Regions from separate parts of the Homo sapiens genome. Here region 2 is linked to region 1. A link is a loop called in an ENCODE intact Hi-C map of the cell type or tissue named here. Cell type or tissue: PC-3. All regions are shown on one strand. Links, peaks and the distances in the headings refer to the core of each region. The heading gives the core; the rest is flanking DNA.

Evidence for each region. Peaks named below come from ENCODE experiments on the same cell type or tissue, not always from the same donor. Only the 100,000 strongest peaks of a DNase experiment are listed, where the experiment ranks them.
Region 2: it touches region 1 in a loop (11-fold over the local background); 1 of 110 quality-filtered maps calls a loop at or near these places.

The regions. Positions count from the first base shown.
Region 1 is chr1:14,133,835-14,136,750 of GRCh38, forward strand. It overlaps a transcript of KAZN not described here. Among named protein-coding and RNA genes, the nearest start is that of KAZN-AS1, 280 kb to the right of the region's middle. RefSeq lists enhancers at 1,880-2,426, 2,427-2,916. In PC-3, for the core only: no CTCF peak of the experiment used is centred there; a DNase peak (open chromatin) is centred at 1,427.
Region 2 is chr1:14,498,567-14,501,482 of GRCh38, forward strand. LOC124903850 (a long non-coding RNA gene) reads left to right here. Exons shown (of 2, transcript XR_007065478.1): 2 at 1-2,916. It also overlaps a transcript of KAZN not described here. Among named protein-coding and RNA genes, the nearest start is that of KAZN-AS1, 80 kb to the left of the region's middle. In PC-3, for the core only: no CTCF peak of the experiment used is centred there; a DNase peak (open chromatin) is centred at 1,685; H3K4me3 peaks cover 490 bases; H3K27ac peaks cover 2,018 bases.

The DNA of each region.
Region 1 (2,916 bases), core at 228-2,727:
TGCAGACTGAGGATGAAGCCACAAGAAAAGCATGAGATGACCAGAAACCAGATGTGTCGCATCCTTTTGACCTCTAAGTCCTGCCTCGAAGGAGCAGTCTAGAGTGGACGTTTCATCATAGGGGACGACACAGTTCTGATTCCTGCTTCTGCCACAAAATGAATCCTCATTAACACATTCATGACATTAAGACATTTAACAGATTGTATCAAATACTGGGAAAAGAAGTGGATTCAAGTCAGAAGTTCTAGGATTTAGCTGGATACTACATCTCTCCACTGGGAGACAGGGTCTGAGCCAATTTTCTCATCTGCATGCCTAGATTCTGCTTTCAAGAAGATTAAGCCTGGGTAACAGAAAGTGGTAAGATAAAGTGATGTGATGGACATATGGGTATTGTGGTCCATCTTTATTAAACTATATGGTTAAAAAAAACCATCCACTAGGTCAAAATGGTCAGATCAGTAGCTCCAAGAAGACATGGGCTGAAAGGATCCTCCCTAGATGTTGAAACAACTGTGGACTTTCACAGAACATTTACTGTGTGCAATGGACAAGGTATTTTTTAGAGAGGTGATCTCGTTTCATCTTGATGACTCTATGAGCCAGGTACTACTACTATTCTGAAATCAAATATGAGAAATTGAAGCTCAAAAGATTAAATGACCTGCCCAAACTCATGCGGCCATACAGGCTGACTCCAGGGCAGGTGCTCTTGGCTATTATCCTAGGACTTAGTAAAAGATCATTTTATTGGTAGCAGTAGAAATCTGTGTGGGCAAACATCATACAGCTACTAAATAAAGGTGCACAGTCATGAATTTGTTTTCAAAACAAAAGAGATATTAGCAGCATATTGTTTTCTAAATGATCCGCCTTGGGATTTCCAGCCTCCAGGCCTACACTTTCATGGTACTCTCGGAACACACTGGCCTTCACCTCCTCCCCATTTTTCTCTGCTTTATTATTATTAATCACATAAACAAGTTGCCAGCAATAAAGACGGAAAATGGAAAGACAGAAAAATTACCCATAGTTCTATCCATTCTTTATATCTCAGATTCAATGACATATTTTCCAACAAATTGTCCTTGGAGTGTACTGCCTCTCACAAGCATGCATGCATATGCACCCGCACACACACACACACACACACACACACACACACATGTGCACACATGCACACATACACTCACACATTCACACTTATTATTACATTGGTGGAAAAGTAATTGCAGTTTTTGTTATTAAAAGTAATGGCAAAAACTGCAATTACTTTTGCACCAACCTGCAACCTGATTGGTAGGATTGTATGTTCTTTGTTTTGCTGGACTGCAGTGGCAGCAGCCAGGCCTGCTCATCTCTGCTTCCTTCACAGCACCCTGTGAGGAGGCCTTGCCCACATCACCTGCTGAGTAATTATTTGTTGAATTACAAGCAGCATATAGTAAAATTTTATGTTCCTCTTCAAGGGACAGTGAGTAATGACACAGATTTAAAGTCAGCCGAATAGCTGGTATCTGGCTCTTAGTCTTAGCGAGGCTTTGACTAGTTCTTAAAAGTTGACATTCTTCCTGGACTTGCAGTCTGAGTGCATGAGGCTCTCCAGGGAATAAAAATTAGCCTGCTGTCTGAAATGTTTATGAAAACAGCTAAATTTAGATGATCAAAGATTTTGGGAATCCAGGGACCCTTGAGATTGAAGACTGTGATATCTTTAACAAGTATCTCGAACGGCAAAGGTTTTTTCTTCAGAAATTCCCCTTCAGAGGCATTTAAAGTTCTAGTTGGAAGCCGTTTTAATTTCTCTTTAATTGGTGGGATGGAGCGAGGTCTTGTTTAAGTAGACCACTTGAACATTTTCTTTTCCTCTGTTCATTGGCTCCAAGCTAACTTTTGAAGAGAGTGTTGCTTTTGACCAAACTGGAATTAATTCTAAAAGAGAAGGCAGGTCTGTCGCTCAAGTTTAACATGTGGATGAATTTGCCATCTCGAATTAAAATGGAGGCTGCTCAAAAGATTCCAAAAGGAACTATCCTCTATAATTTTGCTAAAAATGTAGGAAATATGTTAAAGTCACAGAGATGAGAAACTTGCTCTAAGTCTTGCTTTTCCCATCAGAAAGCCCCCACTTTACACTTGGTTCATGGAACAATAATTGGCATTCTTGTTACTGGCTCCCAAGCAGTGATTTGTTGTGGAGGTCTCTGAAGAATGGGGGAGAGAAAGGAGACCCTGGGGAAGAGGAGGGTCTTTGTGGAAAACCCATCAAGGCCTCAGAGAGCAAAGCTAAAGGATCACATCTTGGTGGGGAAGTCAACACTGTTGATTTCTGGGTGGCTATTTGGTTTGTACTGAATCTCCCATGGAGGGAGGCAGGACTGCAGAGTTTTGGGGAGCCCCGGCCTCAGTAGGGCACAAGCGGATGTCCTCTGGCTCACTCCATCTCCCTGTGACCTTGGGTAAACTATTTAGCCTCACGGGGCCTCAGATGCCCCCCTGTGAAGTAGGAAAGGTGATAGCCCTCACCTCACAGAGTGTCAGGGAACTAACCCAGGTATTGTGTGGAAAGCTTCATAAAGTGCTTAACCCAGAGCCTGGCACTTAAGTATTACTAAACAATTGCAAAGCAGGTGAAAGAAAATGCAAGCAGGACGCTTTGTTGAAATACAGGACATCAGTGGCAAAATCCTCCTCAGTCACGCAAATAAGACAGAATGCTGCAGAAAGGCATTCCGTAAATTCCAAAGAGCTTCCCAGCAGAGGTGACTGAGGGCCCAGGTGCACAGTACCCTGGAAAGAAGAGTGGGAGATAACTAACCCAGGAGGGAGGGGAAGGCCAGGGATGGGAATGTGGCTTCTCCCCAGCTGCTTGCTGCCTCCTGGCTTGACTTGATGAGGTTAGTTTGTTTGTAA
Region 2 (2,916 bases), core at 202-2,701, 360 kb after region 1:
CTGTAATCCCAGCTACTTGGTGGGCTGAGGCAGGAGAGTCACTTGAGCCCTGGAGGCGGAGGTTGCAGTGAGCTGAGATCAGGCCACTGCACTCCAGCCTGGGCGACAGAGCAAGACTCTGTCTCAAAATAAAAAAAATAAAATAAAGGAAAAAGAAAAAAAATGGAGAGTGGAGGGTGGGAAGAGATAGGAGTCTGGGTACTTATTCTCCTGGGTCCCTCCCTCCAAGCCATGGGTTGGCCAAGGCAGCAAGCCCCTGTCTAAGTAGCCTCTTCGCTACAGTGACAGTTCCCCAGGTTCTAGAACCCCTTCTTCCCCTTCCTGTTCAGGCCTGGGGACCTGGGGACAGTAACAGCTTCCCACTCTTGCCTGTCCTCGGTGCTTTGTCATCCTTTATTGATTTTCTTAACCCTGCAGCAGCATGGTAAACAGTTCCCTCGTTAAACCCTCCTCAATTAACCTTATTGACGGTACCATTGCTTTTCTGCCAAGATCCTAACCAATGCATTGCCAAGCAGAATCCCCAGCAAATCTAGGAATCTGTAAATATTTGGTGAGTGTGTTTATAAAACTAAGATCATGCCAAAGTGGACATCGGGTGACTGGAGTTCTGATGCTAGCTCTAGCTCAGGCAAGTCGTGTGAGTTCAGGCAATGCTAAAAGCCCCCACCTCTCAACTTTTCCCAAACATAAAAGAAAGCTTAGATGCAGAGACCGCTTCTACAATCCCCATCACTGCTAAGTGCACTTCTCTTGCACATCTCACTTTTTGGGGTGGATGCTCACTTCTCTCCCCCACCCAAGTCTTAGATAGGGAGAAGGCTGCCTTGAGGCTCTGCCATGGGATCGATTCCTCCTAAGCTAGAAGATATTGATCCCGTGACAATTGCTGTCCTGCCTTTCTTTCTGGGAGGAGCTGGCTGTGGGCGCCAGGATTGTGCAAAAGGGAGGTGTTTCTGAATAACAATGGTGCATTGTCTCATTATCGATTGTTCTGCAGTCTAACTGGGTTAGATGGGTGCACATTTCAGACCCCTCCCAAGCAAACCAAATCCTTTAAAGGGAGAGAGGCAGGTGTAGACAGGACAGGGTTATTTTATTTCATATGAAGATGCTGAGCTCCTGATGAGTTACATTTTTATTTCTTTTTGAATGCTAAAAATGACTGATGGCCACAGTCCTGGCAGTGACCCTGGCTTGGCCCTAGTGGCTTGGGCCTCAGTTGTACTCCAGGTCTTGTCCTTGCCAGCCTGTCCTGAAACCCTCACTGAGCTTAGCGGTGTGCTCACATCTCCTGGGAATGTTCTGCCCCTGGCCGAGCTCTGCATCTGGCTAACTTCTCCAGCAGGCGCAGTAGCAGAGGCCCACCACGCTGTTCAAGGCACCTGATGTTTCATTAATCAAAAATGTTTTAATTTCTTTTAAACTTAGAAAAACGTGAATAGAATAAGTGAATTCATATAATAATGAATTAAGTTGCATTATATGTCTTTATGTCATTGTGTTTGTAAAATATAATTTTTAATACTTTCTATGAAAGAGAAGGCCACAAAGGCAAAAGCACCCAGGGCCCCCAAGTCATGATGCTACCCTGCCCTGCAGAATGCCAGCAATGAAGTATTCCTTGGGCAAATAAAGTCTGGGAACTCAAGGGCCACACCTCCCCTGGGAGAGTCATATCCTACGCTGGCATGTCAAAGAGCCAGAGCCGTGCTGCAGTGGGAAAATCTGTTTCACTTCCTTTAAGCCAACTATTCCCAAACGTATTTGCACACAGAACACTTGCAGAAACACCGACCTAAACTTTACTTGTTTTATTTCTCTTTTCAGCCTAGATAATTTCTCAAAACTTAAGTAGTACAACCTTGTATTTATTTTGTAAATGTCCCTTGGGAAATTTATAGTTATAGATGCCTATTTTTTAAAAGAAGCAAGATCTCAAATTAATAACCTAAACTTCCACTTTAAGGAATTAGAAAACCAAGAGCAAACTAAACTCCAAGCAAGCAGAAGGAAGGAAATAATAAAAACTGGAACCGAAACACATGAAAGATAGAATAGAAAGATGATAGAGAAAATCGAAGAAACCAAAAGTGGGTTCTTTCAAAAGATCAACAAGATTGATAACACTCACAAAGAAAAATGAAGACTCAAATGACTTAAACCAGGAATGAAAAAGTAGACATTACTACCTACCTCATAAAATAAAACAGATTATAAATAAAACAGAGTATGAGGAAATACTATGCACATTGTATGTCAACAAATGATATAGCCTAGATGAAATGGGAAAATTCCTGGAAGACACAAACTACAGAAACTGACTCAAGAATACATTGAAAATCTAAATTGACTTATAACAAGTAGAGAGATTAATTTCTAGTTTTAAAAAGTTCCCACAAAGAAAAGCCCAGGCCCAAATGGATTCACTGGTGAATTCTACTAAATGTTTAAAGAAGAATAAATACCAATTCTTCACAGACTTTTTCATAACCTAAAAAGAGCATCTGCAAAAAATAAATAAATAAATAAATAAATAAATAAATAAATAAATAAATAAATAAAAATAATAATAAAAGCCCACAATTAACATGATACTTAATGGTGAAAGAATGAATGTTTTCCCTCCAAGATCAGAAATAAGACAAAGATATTCATTCTCACTACTCCCATTTAACATTGTACTGGAGGTTCTAGCCAGCGCAATTAAGCAAGAGAAAGAAAAAAGTATCCAGATTGGAAAAGTAGATCTATTTGCAGAAGCCATGGCCTGGTATATAGGAAATCCTAAGGAATGACTCACACACATACTCAAAACCATCAGAATTAACAAATAAGTTCAACGAAGTTGTAAGATACAAGATCAATCTTGTATCTTCCATCAAGATATAAGATGTAAGATACAAAATCAATTCT